2 separate regions of the Mus musculus genome follow, and region 2 is linked to region 1. A link is a loop called in an ENCODE intact Hi-C map of the cell type or tissue named here. Cell type or tissue: heart. All regions are shown on one strand.

Region 1 (8,000 bases):
AAGGATGCAGCTTCAAAGGTCAGATTCTTAAAAATATACTGACTGGGCCTGCAAGGTGGTGCAGCTCTTGCCGCAAAAGCCTTGCAAGCTTTTCTTAACCCCAGAGCACACAGACAGCTGACTTAGATGTGTCCCCTGGTCACCTGCCATGGTATCACACTCATGCTCCCTTACACAGAGACACACACTAATTTTTTTTTTTTAAAGATTTGTTTATTTATTATATGTAAGTACACGGTAGCTATCTTCAGGCACACCAGAAGAGGGCGTCAAATCTCATTACGGATGGCTGTGAGCCACCATGTGGTTGCTGGGATTTGAACTCAGGACCTTTGGAAGAGCAGTCAGTGCTCTTACCCGCTGAGCCATCTCCCCAGCCCGACACACACTAATTTTGTTTTTGTTTTTGTTTTTGTTTTTTTGATGGACTAACAAGATTACTCAATGGGTAAAGGTTACCCATTTGCTTACCACTAAGCCTGAAGAATTAAATCTCCAGGACCCCCCCACACAGTGAAAGGAAAAAACAAATTCTGGCAGGTTGTCCCTGACCTTCACATGCACTCCTTAGCAAACACACAACAACATACATACAATAAATACATAGGTGTAAAAATAAACAAACAGGGGCTGGAGAGATGGCTCAGCGGCGGTTAGGGGCTGACTGTTCTTCCAAAGGTCCTGAGTTCAAATCCCAGCAACCACATGGTGGCTCACAGCCATCTGTAGTGAGATCTGCCGCCCTCTTTTGGTGTGTCTGAAGACAGCTACAGTGTACTTACATATAACAATAAATAAATTTTAAAAAAACCATATAGATCATTAATCTAAAGTTCTAGGAAACAATATAGAACTTTATTTTATTTCTAAGAGGCAAAGGGCCAGCTTTGGCTCAGTGGACACAAATACTTGCTAATCCTACTCAAGCCTGGAGACCTGAACTCAACCCTTGAACCCACACTAAGATGAAAGGAGAGGCTGTGAGGTGGTGGTGCACACAGTTAACCCCAGCACTTGTGAGGCAGAGGCAGGCAGATCTCAGTGAGTTCAAGGCCAGCTCAGTCTACAGAGTGAGGTCCAAGATAGCCAACGCTACCCACAGAAACCCTGTCTTGAATCTTGAAAAACCAGAAACTATGGAAGGAGAGAACAGAATTTTGGGGGCTATTCTCTGACACACACACACACCATGGCAGAAAGAAAGAAAGAAAGAAAGAAAGAAAGAAAGAAAGAAAGAAAGAAAGAAAGAAAGAAAGGCAGGCGGGCGCGGGGGAGATGAGTGCTATTAAATAGGACCAGAAGCCAGGCAGTGGTGGTGCACACCTTTAATCCCAGCACTCGGGAGGCAGAGGCAGGTGGATTTCTGAGTTTCAGGCCAGCCTGGTCTATAGAGTGAGTTCCAGGACAGCCAGGGCTACACAGAGAAACCCTGTCTCGAAAAACCAAAAAAAAAAAAAAAAAAAAAAAAAAAAAAAAGAGGACCAGAGTTTGGTTCCCAGCACCCACATTTAGCAGCTCACAACTGCCTGTAACTCCAGTTCTAGAAAATCAACACCTTCTTCTGGCCTCTGTGGCCACAAGCACACCTGGTGCACATAAATTCTTGCTGACGCACACGCACATACATAAATAAAATAAAATTTAAAAATAAGTAAAGCATATTGGACACTGAACATCCCCCCCTTAGAGACATCCATCTGGGTGAAACTTTGGGGCGGGAGGGGCTACACTTGGCTGCTCGCAAAGAGAATCCAGGTTCAATTTCCAGCACCACAAGGTAACTTACAACCTTCTGTAACTCAGATCCAGGGCACTACACAAAGGTGATACACAGACAGACAGACAGACAGGAAAAATACTCATAGACATGGAAACAATAAATAAAATGTTCAAGAAAAAACATTTGAAAGACTTTTGGATGGAAAATAACCCTGAGCTACCTGAGTTATTCTCATGACTACAGTCTGTCTGAGAGGCAGTTATAGTCTACACAGAAACTAACGCTGCCACTGTCTACCTGTTCACCTGTGCACAAAGATGAAAAGGATTCCCATTTGGAAAAGTAGGAGCTCAAAATGGTCAGGTGACTTCTAAGACTAACCACAAAAAAGCACTAGGTACAAAAACCAGGATGGACGGTTTCTTGCCCCAGGTCTCAAGCTTTTCAAATACAGCCCTCTACTCCCAACTGCTAAGAAGCATGCTTTTCAGCACTAAAAGGCACTGTCCTGACAGAGCAAGGCAGCACCTAGAACCCTACTGCTAGGCGCCCGGGCCACAGGTTGTGACTCAATACTAGAGGGCTTGCCTAGCATTCCTGAGGCCCTGGGTTTGACCCCTAGGACCTCAAAACAAAAGTAAAATGAAAACCCTAGAGTCAGTTAAAGTCCTCCCTCAACGATGGGTTTGCTAAGTTCCACAGAAAGCTCAAAGCCTGCTGGCAAGCCAAAACTTTCCTTTCCTTTTGAAAAAATTCATTTTTTTACAGTTTTCATACAAGTATTTATCCATAGCTGTGGATACAAGGTCTGGCATGAAACAAACCGGCCCTTGCAAGGACCACACTTTATCCACAGGAAACTCCAAAGAAAATGTTACCCCTGGAAGGTGAAGAGGCTAATGGAGAGAAAGATCAGCAATGTGTGTGATAATTACATGTCTGTCTGGGCGTTTCAGGTTTCCACAGGAAACAAGACCAAATAAAACTGGCAGAGTCAATTCCAGGTGACTGACAGGGAATGTTTACATTTAAGGGGAGGAAGGGCAGTGAAGACCCTTTCTGATCTATAATGTGGATACATACAGAGGTCTGGTTAAGGCTTTAGAGCCTTCCATCTGAAGGCTCACGGGGATTATCTCGAGGGCTGACAAGGGGGGACTGCCTATGTATGAACTGGACTTCTGAGTCCTGTGGAACAGGAGGCGCCTCTCCTAGTCGTGAGAAATGAATGAGGTAAGGCCTGCACGGCACTTTCCCAGGGTCTGGCGCTAGTAAGCGCTCTTTAAAGGCAAGCAGGGCTCGAAATTCATGTCTGTAATTTCCGCACCAAGAAGGCAAAGGCAAGACAACAAGGAGTTCAAGGCCTGCCCGAGAGGCAAGAGACCTTACCTCAAAAAAGAAACAAACAAACAAACAAACAAACAAAAGCACTCTTTTAAGTGAGAACTGTATATTTGTTTCGGGGTAATTCATCTTGTGTCCGAAGCCTGGCACAAAACCCGGAATCGCATGGAAGATGAAGGCATGCCTGCTGATTGCATCAATATCGGCATTAGCCAAAAATAAAAGAAGGCGGGAACTAAGGATGCCCGCGGGAAGAAATCGCGGCGTGGGCAAGGCACACCCGAGGGGGAGCAGGGCGCAGGGACAGCAAGGAAGGGATCGCAGTGGGGTGGGTCTTCCAGGCGACCCCGAAATGTCCCGCAGTGCCTACAGGCAACGTGGTGGAGCAAGCGTGGGTGTATGGGGACTACCGGAGGCTCAGGGACCACGGAGAGAGAAGGGAGAGCGGCAGGCCCGCTCCAAAAGTGTCCTCAGCCCCGCGAGCGGGAACGGTTTGGACCTAACCGCCTCCCCGGCAAGTGTCCGTCCACCCAGCCGGGGCTCGTCTCTGCCACTGCGGCTGAGCCCCGGTCCCAACTCCCGCCCAGCTCCCAGCCCGCGCTTCACGGCCACCCCCTGCCGCGCCCCACTCCGCACCTCACACACGGCCCACCAGCGGCAGCCGCCATCTTCGCGCGCGCGGCCCAGCCCCGCCCCCATGCGCCGTACCCACGTGACTGGGATCCTCCAGCCTGGGGGCGTGGGCTTCCGCCACGTGATGGTGGGCGTGGTCAAGATGGGGCTGTCAAGATGGCGCTGCCCTGGTGCGAGGGGAGTCCGCGGTGGAGGCGGTGGAGACTGTGAGCGGTGAAGAGGGCAAACATCTGCTACACCGTAGGTTGACAGCGGAGGCGGGTGACTGGGCGCCGGCTCCCAGGCCTCAGAGTGGCCCGTGGTGGAACACCCTTTTGGAAGCTGGAGAAGGTTGCTGGCTGGGTGAAATTGCTGCCCCTCTGCTTGGCGGGTTGAGGGCCCCAGAGGCCAAGGCGTCCCTAGTCACCAAACTTCTTCTCCCAAGAGCGCCAGACCTAGAGACATGACCCGACAGTGCCCTCCCCAGGAGTCTGGGGCTGCGCTGAGCGGGTCGGTGCTGGCGGAGGCTGCAGTGGTGTTCGCCGTGGTGTTGAGCATCCACGCTGCAGTGTGGGACCGATACTCCTGGTGCGCGGTGGCCCTCGCGGTGCAGGCCTTCTACGTCCAGTACAAGTGGGACCGGCTGCTCCAGCAGGGCAATGCCGTTTTCCAGTTCCGGATGTCCGCGAACAGCGGCTTACTGCCGGCCTCCATGGTCATGCCTTTGCTTGGGCTAGTCATGAAGGAGCGCTGCCAGACTGCAGGGAACCCATACTTCGAGCGCTTCGGCATTGTGGTTGCAGCTACTGGCATGGCAGTGGCCCTCTTCTCCTCCGTGTTGGCACTGGGCATTACTCGCCCGGTGCCCACCAATACTTGTGCCATCTCTGGTTTGGCTGGAGGCGTTATCATTTATATTATGAGGCACTCGCTCAGTGTAGGCGAGGTGATCGAGGTCCTGGAAGTCCTGCTAATATTTGTTTATCTCAACATGATCCTGCTGTACCTGCTGCCCCGATGCTTCACTCCTGGGGAGGCACTGCTGGTATTGGGTGGCATTAGCTTCGTCCTTAACCAACTCATCAAGCGCTCTCTGACTGAAAGCCAGGGGGACCCAGTGGACTTCTTCCTGTTGGTGGTGGTGGTAGGGATGGTGCTCATGGGTGTCTTTTTCAGCACCCTCTTTGTCTTCATGGATTCAGGCACCTGGGCCTCTTCCATCTTCTTCCACCTCATGACCTGTGTGCTGGGCCTTGGTGTGGTTCTGCCCTGGCTGCACTGGCTCATTCGTAGGAACCCCCTGCTTTGGCTTCTTCAGTTCCTCTTCTACACTGAAACTCGCATCTACCTCCTTGCCTATTGGTCTTTGCTGGCCTCTGTGGCCTGCCTGGTGGTGCTGTACCAGAATGCTAAGCGGTCGTCTTCTGAGTCCAAGAAGCACAGGGCGCCTACCATTACAAGAAAGTATTTCCACTTCATTGTGGTAGCCACTTATATCCCGGGCATCATCTTTGACCGGCCACTGCTGTATGTGGCCGCCACTGTGTGCCTGGCAGTCTTCATCTTCCTGGAGTATGTGCGCTATTTCCGAATAAAGCCCTTGGGTCACACTCTGCGAAGCCTTCTGTCCCTCTTCCTGGATGAACGAGACAGTGGACCCCTTATCCTAACACACATCTACCTGCTTCTGGGCATGTCTCTTCCTATTTGGCTGATCCCCAGACCCTGTACACAGAAGGACAGCCTGGAAGGAGCAAGAGCCCTGGTCCCCTATGCTGGGGTCTTGGCTGTGGGTGTGGGTGATACTGTGGCCTCCATATTTGGCAGCACCATGGGAGAGATCCGCTGGCCTGGAACTAAGAAAACCTTCGAGGGGACTATGACATCTATATTTGCACAAATCATCTCTGTAGCTCTAATCTTAATCTTTGACAGTGGAGTAGACCTGAACTACAGTTATGCCTGGATTTTGGGGTCCATCAGCACTGTATCCCTTCTGGAAGCGTACACTACTCAGATAGACAATCTCCTGTTGCCTCTCTACCTACTGATATTGCTGATGGCCTAGTACCAGTAGCAGCTGTGATGGGGAAACAGGGAAATAGAATGAATGGTCCCCACAGCAGCTAGCCACCTGGACACCAAGAATCAAGAGATGGAAAGCAGATTTTGCTTCATCCAGGAAGATGAAGCCAGAAAGTTGTTTCAGACTTAAAATAAAGAAGCAAAGCTCTCCTGGTTTTATTTTTGCTGATATTTAAAATACAAAAAAAAAAAAAAAAAAAGGCTTAAAGGCATACACCAATTCAAGGAACTTGAATATGCTGCAGAGCCCCCATTTTAAAATCTGGGTAGAGCATGGCTAGAGTACACCCTGCAGGCATCAACAGAAAGCATAATGCTTAGGTGTTCATGTCAGACAAATCTGGTTAGAATCCTTGGCCATACAGATTAACTGTGTGGCCTTAAGAAAGTCTAAGCCTCATCTGGCAGTGGTGGTGCACGCCTTTAATCCCAGCACTTGGGAGGCAGAGGCAGGAAGATTTCTGAGTTTGAGGACAGCCTGGTCTACAGAGTGAGTTCCAGGATAGCCAGGGCTACACAGAGAAACCCTGTCTCAAAAAAGAGTCTAAGCCTCAATTGTTCTATCTGTAAGATGAGAATAATGTCAGCCTGACTGGATACTGGAAGTCTATTGAGAGGAAATGTGTAAAGTGTCTAAAGTATTCAGCCTGGGTGTCAGTGAGATGGCTCAGTGGGTAAAAGTACTTGCAAAACAAGGCTGAGGACCTGAGATCAGTACCTAGAACTCACACAAAGGTGAAAGGAGAGACCTGAGACTACAGGCTTGGTCTTTCAACATCCACATGGGCATATCGGCTCATGCACACCTCCACAGGTGTCACACCCACATATGCTAATAATAATAATAATTTTAAGTGTTCACACTGTGACCCACCCATGATGGGTCAGTATGAGAAAGTGTCATTATTACCCAAGAGTAATCTTGTCTCAGCAAAAAGCTAGCCAAGATAGGAGGAAGATAGCTGAGCGTACTTGGAAGCCAGAGTGACCTTTCCTCTCGTGGCCTCACTCAGAGGAAAAGCCCAAGAGGGAAAGAACTGAATGCACCAAGTGTTGCCTGCTTTGCCTAGGAAGAACAGAAGGGAGGCCATAGGTCAGCTTGTGTCCATAGAAAGGCTGAAGAAAGCTGGCCCCACCCTGCCTCTGCTACCCAGAGAGGAGTCAAAAATAGTTAGGATGAACCCAACAATCCTCACAATCCAGACCTGTCCAAACCTGTATTAATCTCTTCTGGTGCAGAGTACAGATCCATAAAGGCTGGGGACTTTCTGGAGAATTTGTAACAGTTCCATGTAGGTGTGGGTGCAAGCTGTCTAGTCCCATGCCTGAGTCTCCACATCTCCCAGGGTTCACACAGAGCCTGGCCCGGGGCAAGAACTTGGTAGACATTGACTAGACAAATGAACAGTTGCCATCCTGAGAAGATAACAGCAGGAAAGTAACAAGCCCTATCTTCACAGGCTCCCCTCTCTGTTTGAAAGGAGGTGGCCCAATGTAGGAGAAAGTTGCCCATCAGCTCCCTGTAAAACACTCTGCTGGGCTTTACAGTTGGTAGAGGGCTAGACCTGGGCTATAGAAGTGGTTGACCAACAAATGGGGACACAGATCTGTGCTAGGTCTCCTAAGTCAGTAAGAAAGGAGGGAGAGAGGGAGGTGACCGGCAGGCCTTCATTGACTTTGTTAAACAGTATGACAAGGCCCTAAGAAAGGAAGGCCCTGGCCTGAGATCCAGACCCAGAAAGACCAGAGCCTGGATTCCTAGCTCCAGGGTTCTTTCTCCTTTCCTAAAGAGGAGAAAGAGGTTGGAGGTTAGACACTCAGGCCTGGAGGGGACTGGGTATTTGTGTGACCTGAGCAGGTCACTTGTCCTTTGCTGGTCTCTAGTCCTGGATGCATACACATTGCAGAGACCCTTTCCTTGTAAGGACTGGGAGATAAAGCTGAGCGGTGAGTTCAACAGAACGTTGCTCACTATTGTTATGTGTCACCACACCAAGCACAGTGGAGTGCCCTTGATGGCTTTCTGCAGGGCTTTAGTGAGAGAATGATGGATAGAGAAAGTCATTTTGTGAGCCAAAGAGGCCTCAGCAGTTAAGAACACTGGCTGCTCTTACAGACAAGTGCTCAGTTCCCAGCAGGCACCAGGCAGCTCACACCACCTGCAACTCCAGCTCTAGGGGATCCAAAGCCCTCTTCTGACCTTCACAGGCACTGCAAACATGTGGTGCAGACATATATA
Region 2 (8,000 bases), 120 kb after region 1:
ATCGGATCCCATGAGACTACAGGTGTCAATAGTTATGAACTGTTATGTGGATTCTGAGAATTGAACTCAAGACTTCCCGGAGAGCAGCCAGTACTCCTAACCCATCTCTCCAGCCCCAGCCTAAAGAGCTTTTCTGAAGCTGGGATCTTTACCACAGCCAACTAGTAGCAGGGACTGAACACAAGAGCAATTAAGAGTTGCAGTCCTGGCCCTGTGCCCTGTGGTAGCCCTGTGTTCTTAGGTTGAGGGACCCAGGTGATCTGTCTGTCTGTCCCTCTGCAGGGCTTCTTGCTTCCGCTTCCTTGGTTGTATCCTAGGTCCCTCTGGGTGTTGGGGGAAAGTGTGCCACAAGCTCTGAGCATCCACAGGATCTATGCACCCATCCTGGAGACTAGCATGGGATTCAGTGCCTGTGGATATTATGGGGGAGGCTCTGTTGCTGTCAGCCTCAGGGGCAGTGACTATGCAGACGGGCAGCCCCAGTCTCCCTGTCTCTGAAGTCTTGCCCATATCACTAATTACTGTTCCACCAGTATCCCTCCTGACCCTGAGGTAGGTCTCACATGGGGCCTGAAAACAAGCAGCTGGGAAGGCTGCCTGGCTTCCTGGTCCCAACCAACTTCTTTTCTTCCAGGAGGCCATACTCATCTCGCTGGCTGCTCTGCAGCCTGGTCTCACCCAGGTGGGATCGAGGCCCGCCTCCCCGCTTTCTGGACCCAGGATGTAGAGGAAGCAGCAGGACAGGAGGATCATGGGAGTAGAGATGGTCAAGTCTTCTCTCCAAAAATAACTGCCTTTAATGTGAGTCAGCCCATCTCCCCAGGGGCTCCAGTGAGTCCTCCACCATCACTTGCTGCCAGCAGTGATAGCCTTGAGGTTTCCAGCTCGAGCCAGAATATTGGGCACGAAGAGCAATCCCGAGGCCCGCTCGATGCTCTCGATGGGCACCAGGAACCGCTCCAGAGGGATGGTCTCATCCACGGGGGCATTGGGCATCACGTAGGAACGTAGCTCGATCTGCCCACCGGCTGCCTCCAGGATCAGCACCTTGAAGAAGTGTGTGGGCACTGCCACGTGGTTCTTCCCAATAACCTGGTACTTCACATAGGACTTCCCATCAGCCTCGGTCCTGTGGATAGACCCGGGCGCATGGCCAAGAGGCCTGGTTACATACAAGGTCACCTCTTCCAGGAAGCCTTCCTAACTTCCAACAAGCAAGAAGTTTGTGCTGGGCCTGGTGCCTCCTTGGGTCTGGGAACTATGTAAGGTGGGGACCAATGCTTAACCTCTGCTTTTCTGCCCAATACTGCTTCAGACAGAATGGGAGGCAATAAACGCAGCTAGAGGAATGAGCTCTCTAGACCCTGATGCTCACCTATGCTCACGTGACTGTAACCTGTCCCGTAGGCAGTACACCTAACAAGCACGAGTGGGAGGCCATGCTGGGGAACCCCAGCCCCAGCCTGGTGCTCGGGTGGCGTCACACCGCGCCACGCCAGATGGCCTGTAGTGGATGCCTGTAGCTTCTGGTTTCCGCAGCAGCCGCTGCCTCCTGCAGCCCGTGCTGCAGCCCGTGCTGCTGCTGCTGCTGCTGCTGCTGCTGCTGCTTTCTGTGCCCTCCCGAGGAGCTCAGCTCATTTGTCTGCCAGGAATCCTTAGCACGTCAGAGGCAAGGGTGACAGCCTCCCGTGCAGCCACGGGTTACAGGTGGTAAGGCAGGTCAGACGTGGGGAGCAAAGGCAGGTGTGGGGCCAGGCACCTGAGGGCACAGCAGAGTTCTAGGCCACCCAAAGGTCTCTGGCTACAGTGACACAGAAAGCCCAAGGTTGGAGAACAGGAGTCGGAGGCCCCGTCAGCTACAGGCTTACCTGGGCAGGAAAAGCGGCCCCGTGCAGACATAGACATTTTGGTAAGTTCGCGTCAAGCTGCGGCTGTACCTCTCAAGGTTGTTCCAGGCATTCTGGTTGAGGTGTGGCACCTGGTGGGAGAAGCGAGGCTCAGGAGCACACCTCGGACCTTCCATTAGGCATGCCCCAGCTCTTAATGTCAATGCCCAAACATTTGAAGGACAAGGGCTCAAAGAAGGGCTCCCTCCTTACGGCTCTGTGACTACAGTTTTTGAGCCAGTGCTAGCCACACTCCATTCCTGGCACTCCAATGCTCTAAGCTTTCCCCATCTCAAGGGAAGGAGGAAGGAGGGGACATTAGTCATTCAGAGACCCCCAAGGTCTCTTGGAACTCCCAAACCTTAGGTCAAGCTCTAAAGGCACGGGGACTGGACAGTGCTGGTGTGCACCTTTAATCCCAGCACTCAGGAGGCAGAGGCAGGCAGATCTCTTGAGTTCCTGGGCAGCCTGGAAAATCGAGCAACAAAAGGTGTGGGGTGGGATATGGTCTCCTGTCCATCTCCATCCACTGGGTGGATGTCCCAGGAACCTACTTCACAATCAAGACCCTGCTGGGAGCAGGTGCAGTGCTAACAGTGTGCCCTGGAGGCCTGACTGGCCCTAGGCCAGCAGGGTAGACTGAGGAGTCAAGCTCCCGGGTTCCCTGAGGAAGCACACTGGGTGGCTTGCTGACAGGCATTGCTGCAGCCCGTCACTACTTGGTGCACTGCTTCCCACGGGAGGCTGAAGAAGGATAAACCCCGGATTCTGCAGTGCCACTGTAAGATTCCTCCCTCCCGCCACGGTGCACGTGTAAAGTAAGATCTAGACGCTGCAGTCGGGCGGGCGACCAGGGTCCGAGACTACCTGAGGCGCTACGTTGCTCAGGTAGAAGGTGTCGTCCATGGCCCGCTGACTCCAGCGGTGGTTGGCGGCGGCGGCCAAATGGCCGCGGTCAAAGCCACTGCCGCGGTAGTCCGCATTGGTGGCGCGGTGGTACGCGTGCACAGAGTCATCCTCGCGGAAGTCGCAGGCGCTACGGTCCCCGTCGCCACGGAGCCGCTCTGGCCTCAGCTGCTCCAACACCCAGAGCGCACCGCGCGTGCGCGGGTCGTAGCTAAGCACGTAGGACTCGCGGCTCCGGAGCTGCGCCACGCCGGGCAGCCCGTACTTGGCCAGTTCCCCGGTGCCGCCCGCCGGTCCCCCCGGCAGCGCGGGAAGATCGGCCGCGACCACCGGCAACAATGGCACTCGGCCCAGCAGCCCCGGCGCTTTGCCCTCCCGCCGCCGCCAATGCTCTGCCGCGGCGCCCAGCCCCGCGCCCAGCGCTAGGGTCAGGCCGGCCCGCAGCGCGCGCATGCCTACCGGAGGACAAGGACGCTACTGATGTTAGCACAGAGTGAAGGAGCCTGTGCTGGCGTGGCCCCCGACGCCCTTCAGCTGCCCTTTTAAGACGTAGCTGGGTCCTGGTGCCGCCCTACTCGCTTGCCATTGGTCGTTCCACGTCGGGCTCCGCCTCGCCATGTACACCTCACATGGCCCTGCTTTTAAACAGGACAGAACCCCAGATCTGTCAGACCCCTCAGGTGCACCCACCCTCCTGCCACCAAACGAGCGAAGGATTTCTCTAGATTGATTAACAGAAGAATGCAGGTGTAGCTATTGATAGCCGCCTGGAACCTAAGCTTGCTATATAAGGTTAGAGAAAATAGCTATGCTAGGGTCATACTTTTCAACCCACTTAAAGGGTTTGGCCTGGGAAGTATGTTGTGTTGGCCAATGTTTCCTGTCCGTAGGTCAGGGGCTGGCTAAAGATATTTCCTACATTTCAGATGGAATAGTATTTAACTTATGAATATTTTAAGACATCAACTTCCTTACAACCTATTAAGACGGAGGAAGACCGATACATAAAAACTGAAGAAAATAGGGCTGAGAGTGTACAGTCAGAGCCACACTCATTAGCATGGGACAAAACCAATTATACATTAAAAGATAATTGGGGGATGGCTGGGGGGATGGCTGAGGGGTTAAGAGCTCTTCCAGAGGTCCTGAGTTCAGTTCCTAGCAACCACGTGATGGTTCACAACCATCTGTAATGGGATCAGATGCCCTCTTCTGGTGTGTCTGAAGACAGTGTATTCATATCCATAGAATAATTCTTTTTGTAAAAGGATTTATTTATATATTACATATACAATGTTCTGCCTGCACGATACCTGCAGTCCAGAAAAGGGCACCAGACTTCATTATGGATGGTTATGAGCCACCATGTGGTTGCTGGGAATTGAACTCAGGACCTCTGGAAGAATAGCCAGTGCTCTTAACATCTGAACCATCTCTCTAGCCTGAATAATAATTTTTTTTCTTTTAAGATACATTGGGAAATAGGGCATCTGCAGGTGTTGATGGGTAAGAAGGCAATGGAGGGAAATCATACAAATACCGTGTACATGTGTGAACATGTTATGATGAAACTTGGGCTTGTTTGCTTGGTTGGATTTTTTTAGACAGGGTTTCTCTGTGTAGTCCTGGCTGGCCTGGAACTCACTCTGTAGACCAGGCTGGCCTCGAACTCAGAGATCCGCCTCCCTCTGCCTCCTAAGTGCTGGAATTTAAGGTGTATGTCACCACAGACTGTTGAAAAAATGAAAAAAAAAAGACAAAGTTGTAGACTGGAGACATGGTGCAGCAGTTCAGAGCACATGTTGGTCTAGCAATGGACCCAGGTTCAGTTCCCAGCACCTATATGGTGGCTCACAACCATCTGTAACACCAAAGGATTTGTAGGCAAACACCTATATAGACAACATAATTTTGTTTTGTTTTGTTTTTTAAAGATTTATTTATTTATTATATGTAAGTACATTGTAGCTGTCTTCAGACACTCCAGAAGAGGGAGTCAGATCTTGTTACAGATGGTTGTGAGCCACCATGTGGTTGCTGGGATTTGAACTCTGGACCTTCGGAAGAGCAGTCGGGTGCTCTTACCCACCTGAGCCATCTCACCAGCCCCATAATTTTGTTTTTTAAAGAGCATATTCAACTCTTGCAGAGAACCCAAGTTAAGTGACAGGCAGCTCACAATGTCCTATAGCTTCAGTTCTCGGGACCCATTATATTCTGAACTGTGCAGCCTCTGCAGTTCTAAGGTGAAGGATTCAGCTCAAGTGACCAGAATTTTGCTTGCTTTCTTTTCTTTTCTTTTCTTTTTTTTTCTTTTAAAAAGATTTATTTGTTTTATATATGTGAGTACACTGTCTTCAGACACACTGAAAAAGGGCATCAGATTCCATTACAGATGGTTGTGAGCCACCATGTGGTTGCTGGGAATTTAACTCAAGGCCTCTGGAAGAGAAGTCAGTGCTCTTAACCTCTGAGCCATCTCTAAAGCCTACAACTTTGGTTTCTCTAAAAACACTGTTATAGCCGGGCGGTGGCGGCACATGCCTTTAATCCCAGCACTCGGGAGGCAGAGACAGGCAGATTCCTGAGTTCCAGGCCAGCCTGGTCTACAAAGTGAGTTCCAGGACAGCCAGGGCTATACAGAGAAACCCTGTCTCAAAACAACAACAACAGCAAAAACAAAAAACAAAACAAAAAAACCAACCAACCAAAAAAAAAAAAAACAAAAAAACCACAGTTATATTTCGTGAACATGATTTTGTTTTAATCCCAAGTGTGGGATATGGGGCTGCTTCAGACTGTGCACAGCCGATAACTATGATTGTCTCATGCTCTAGGAGGGACAGCATTTTTGGCAGCTGCAGATAGTTTATGTTTGTAATTCTGGGGACTCTTGAAAGGGAATAAAGCTGAGAACCCTGAGAGGGCCTGTGATGGCTGTGGGCCCTGCTGCCACTGGTCCCTGCTGCTGCATTTGCTATTGGTCCATTGTTGCTATTGCTGTTTTGCTGGATTGCTGGTTGGAGATATCCTGAGGATGGATGTCAGATTCGCCTCATGGGCCGGGTGTGGTGGCTCACGCCTTTAATCCCAGCAATTAGGAGACAGAGGCAGACGGATTTCTGAGTTTGAGGCCAGCCTGGTCTACAAAGTGAGTTCCAGGACAGCCAGGGCTACACAGAGAAACCCTGTCTCAAAAAACTGAAAACAAACAAACAAACAGATCTGCCCCCATGGAACCCAATGCCCCTAATCAGCAGGAAGTAGTCTAAAGAGGCCTATGCCCACGGCAGTGCTTGGTCTGGTGCTGCTATGTATTCAGATGTCAAACACTGGACCTGAAGATCTGGTTGTAGTCTAGACAAGCGCAGGATCACAGCCACCAGACGATGTGTATGAACTTCGCTCACCTATCTTCTCTGACTGGTTAAATAAAAGTGGTGACAGCCAATCACTGGGGAGAATAGGTAGGCAGGGTTTTAGTTACCGGGCTGGACAAAAAAGATGGGGAGCAGAAGATATTCATTATATGTGATGGATCACGAACAGGTAGCTGAGGGGAATGTACACTGAGGACAGCCTTACCTCATCTGAGCGAGTGCTAAGCCAGCCACACCTCACACCATGGGCACAGGGCTCGACTCATGTCACTTTTCCAAAGGAGGGGAAGCCATCACATGCCACAAATAAGAGACAGAGGACAGGGGCTGGTTAGGTGGCTCAGTGGTTAAGAGCACTGACTGTTCTTCCAGAAGTCCTGAGTTCAATTCCCAGCAACCACATGGTGGCTCACAACCATCTGTAATGGGATCCGATGCCTTCTTCTAGTGTGTTTGAAGACAGCAAGGATGTGCTTGGGAGGCCAAATTGTTTAAGTTCAGACTGCATTTTAGAGAACCTGATCTAAGTTTGAACTCAGATAAACAGGCTGGTACCTAGCACTAGTTTCCAAGTTGCCACTCCCCTGCCCCCAACAAAACCCAAGCCTAGCTCCAGTCTCTAGACTAATCCCCAACAAGACCAGTGTCTCCAGGTTATTCCCCCAACAAACAACAAAGGTAACCCCCAGGTTACAAGCCCACCCCCTGCCTAACGACCACTGATGCAGTTGATGACAGGAATATAAATTTAGGATATGACTCCAGCACCAGCCATTTATGTTAAAAGTCACGGTAGCTTTCCAATTAGATGCTTGCACGCTTAACCCTCCCCTGCTCCCCACTTGCTGCTTATTATAAAGCCTTGACCTGATAGATATTCAGGGTTCACCACCACCACCAAAACCCTCTTGCATGAAAGTGGTGCACTGGATAGGGGTCGGGGGACTTCAAATAGAATGAAGACCCTGCTGTGAGATGCATCAGATCAGCTCCTGTCTTGTTTTGTTTTGTTTTGTTTTGTTTTGTTTTGTTTTGAGACAGGGTTTCTCTGTGTAGCCCTGGCTGTCCTGGAACTCACTCTGTAGACCAGGCTGGCCTCGAACTCAGAAATTCACCTGCCTCTGTCTCCCAAGTGCTGGGATTAAAGGCATGAGCCACCACGCCCGGCACCTGTCTTGTTTTTGTTAATCACATTCCCTGGCACTACATTTTGATGTGTTGGCTGAAAAGTTCCCCATGATACACAGGACTAGCAATCTGGAGGGGCAAAACCAGTCTAGGTATTTTTGTTTTTTATGTTTGTAATACCATGTTAAAGTTCCTGCTTTTTGCCTGTCTGAGAGCTGAATTTGTCTGAGCTTTCTGTGAAATCTGCCAAACAGAACAGAACAGAACAAGCTTGTGTAAAGGTAAATGTGAAACTCTTCCAGTCATGCTGAGATGATTTATTTGTGTGGAAACTGGTGGCTTGTGTTGCCATGGCAATTCTTCTAGGTTTGAGCCCTGCTAAGGAATCTGAGTGTCAGAAGCTTCCTATGAGGTCTGAGCAAGTGAGTACTTGCAAAGTGGCTCAAAAGCTTGTGATTTGTGTGGCGGCTAATTTGTCTAAATGTTAGAAGTTTTCTGTGAGATCTACAGAGTGGAATGAAAACTTGTGTAAAGATAAATGACTTATACTGCCATGGTAAGTTTTACAGGTCTCAGTAAACATCTGTGCAGTACTATGAGTTGTCATGTGTGAGAGCGCCACCTTCTGGTTGGCACTTGTTACTGCAAACTGTATTTTTCTGGTTTTGGTTGGTTTTGGTTCTGGTTGTGCCTTTCTCTG

What was found. Peaks named below come from ENCODE experiments on the same cell type or tissue, not always from the same donor. Only the 100,000 strongest peaks of a DNase experiment are listed, where the experiment ranks them.
Region 2: a loop joins it to region 1, with 2.6 times the contacts of the local background. A loop is called at or near these places in 13 of 42 quality-filtered maps.

Annotation. Positions count from the first base shown.
Region 1 is chr2:30,282,171-30,290,170 of GRCm38, reverse strand. Dolk (dolichol kinase) reads left to right here and starts at 3,817. Exons shown (of 1, transcript NM_177648.3): 1 at 3,817-5,942. The coding sequence starts at 4,140. The coding sequence ends at 5,744. It overlaps Nup188 (nucleoporin 188), which reads right to left and starts at 3,755. Exons shown (of 44, transcript NM_198304.3): 1 at 3,701-3,755. The coding sequence starts at 3,732. In heart, no CTCF peak of the experiment used is centred here; DNase peaks (open chromatin) are centred at 3,810 and 4,740; H3K4me3 peaks cover 2,553 bases; H3K27ac peaks cover 1,846 bases.
Region 2 is chr2:30,166,820-30,174,819 of GRCm38, reverse strand. It overlaps Endog (endonuclease G), which reads right to left and starts at 3,296. Exons shown (of 3, transcript NM_007931.1): 1 at 2,754-3,296; 2 at 1,869-1,978; 3 at 751-1,129. The coding sequence starts at 3,245. The coding sequence ends at 847. Spout1 (SPOUT domain containing methyltransferase 1) reads left to right here. Exons shown (of 12, transcript NM_172660.4): 12 at 635-1,373. The coding sequence ends at 727. Gm31080 (a long non-coding RNA gene) reads right to left here. Exons shown (of 4, transcript XR_866091.1): 4 at 4,485-4,523. In heart, a CTCF peak has its summit at 7,919 (motif pointing left); DNase peaks (open chromatin) are centred at 909, 1,019, 3,019 and 3,379; H3K4me3 peaks cover 2,072 bases; H3K27ac peaks cover 1,371 bases.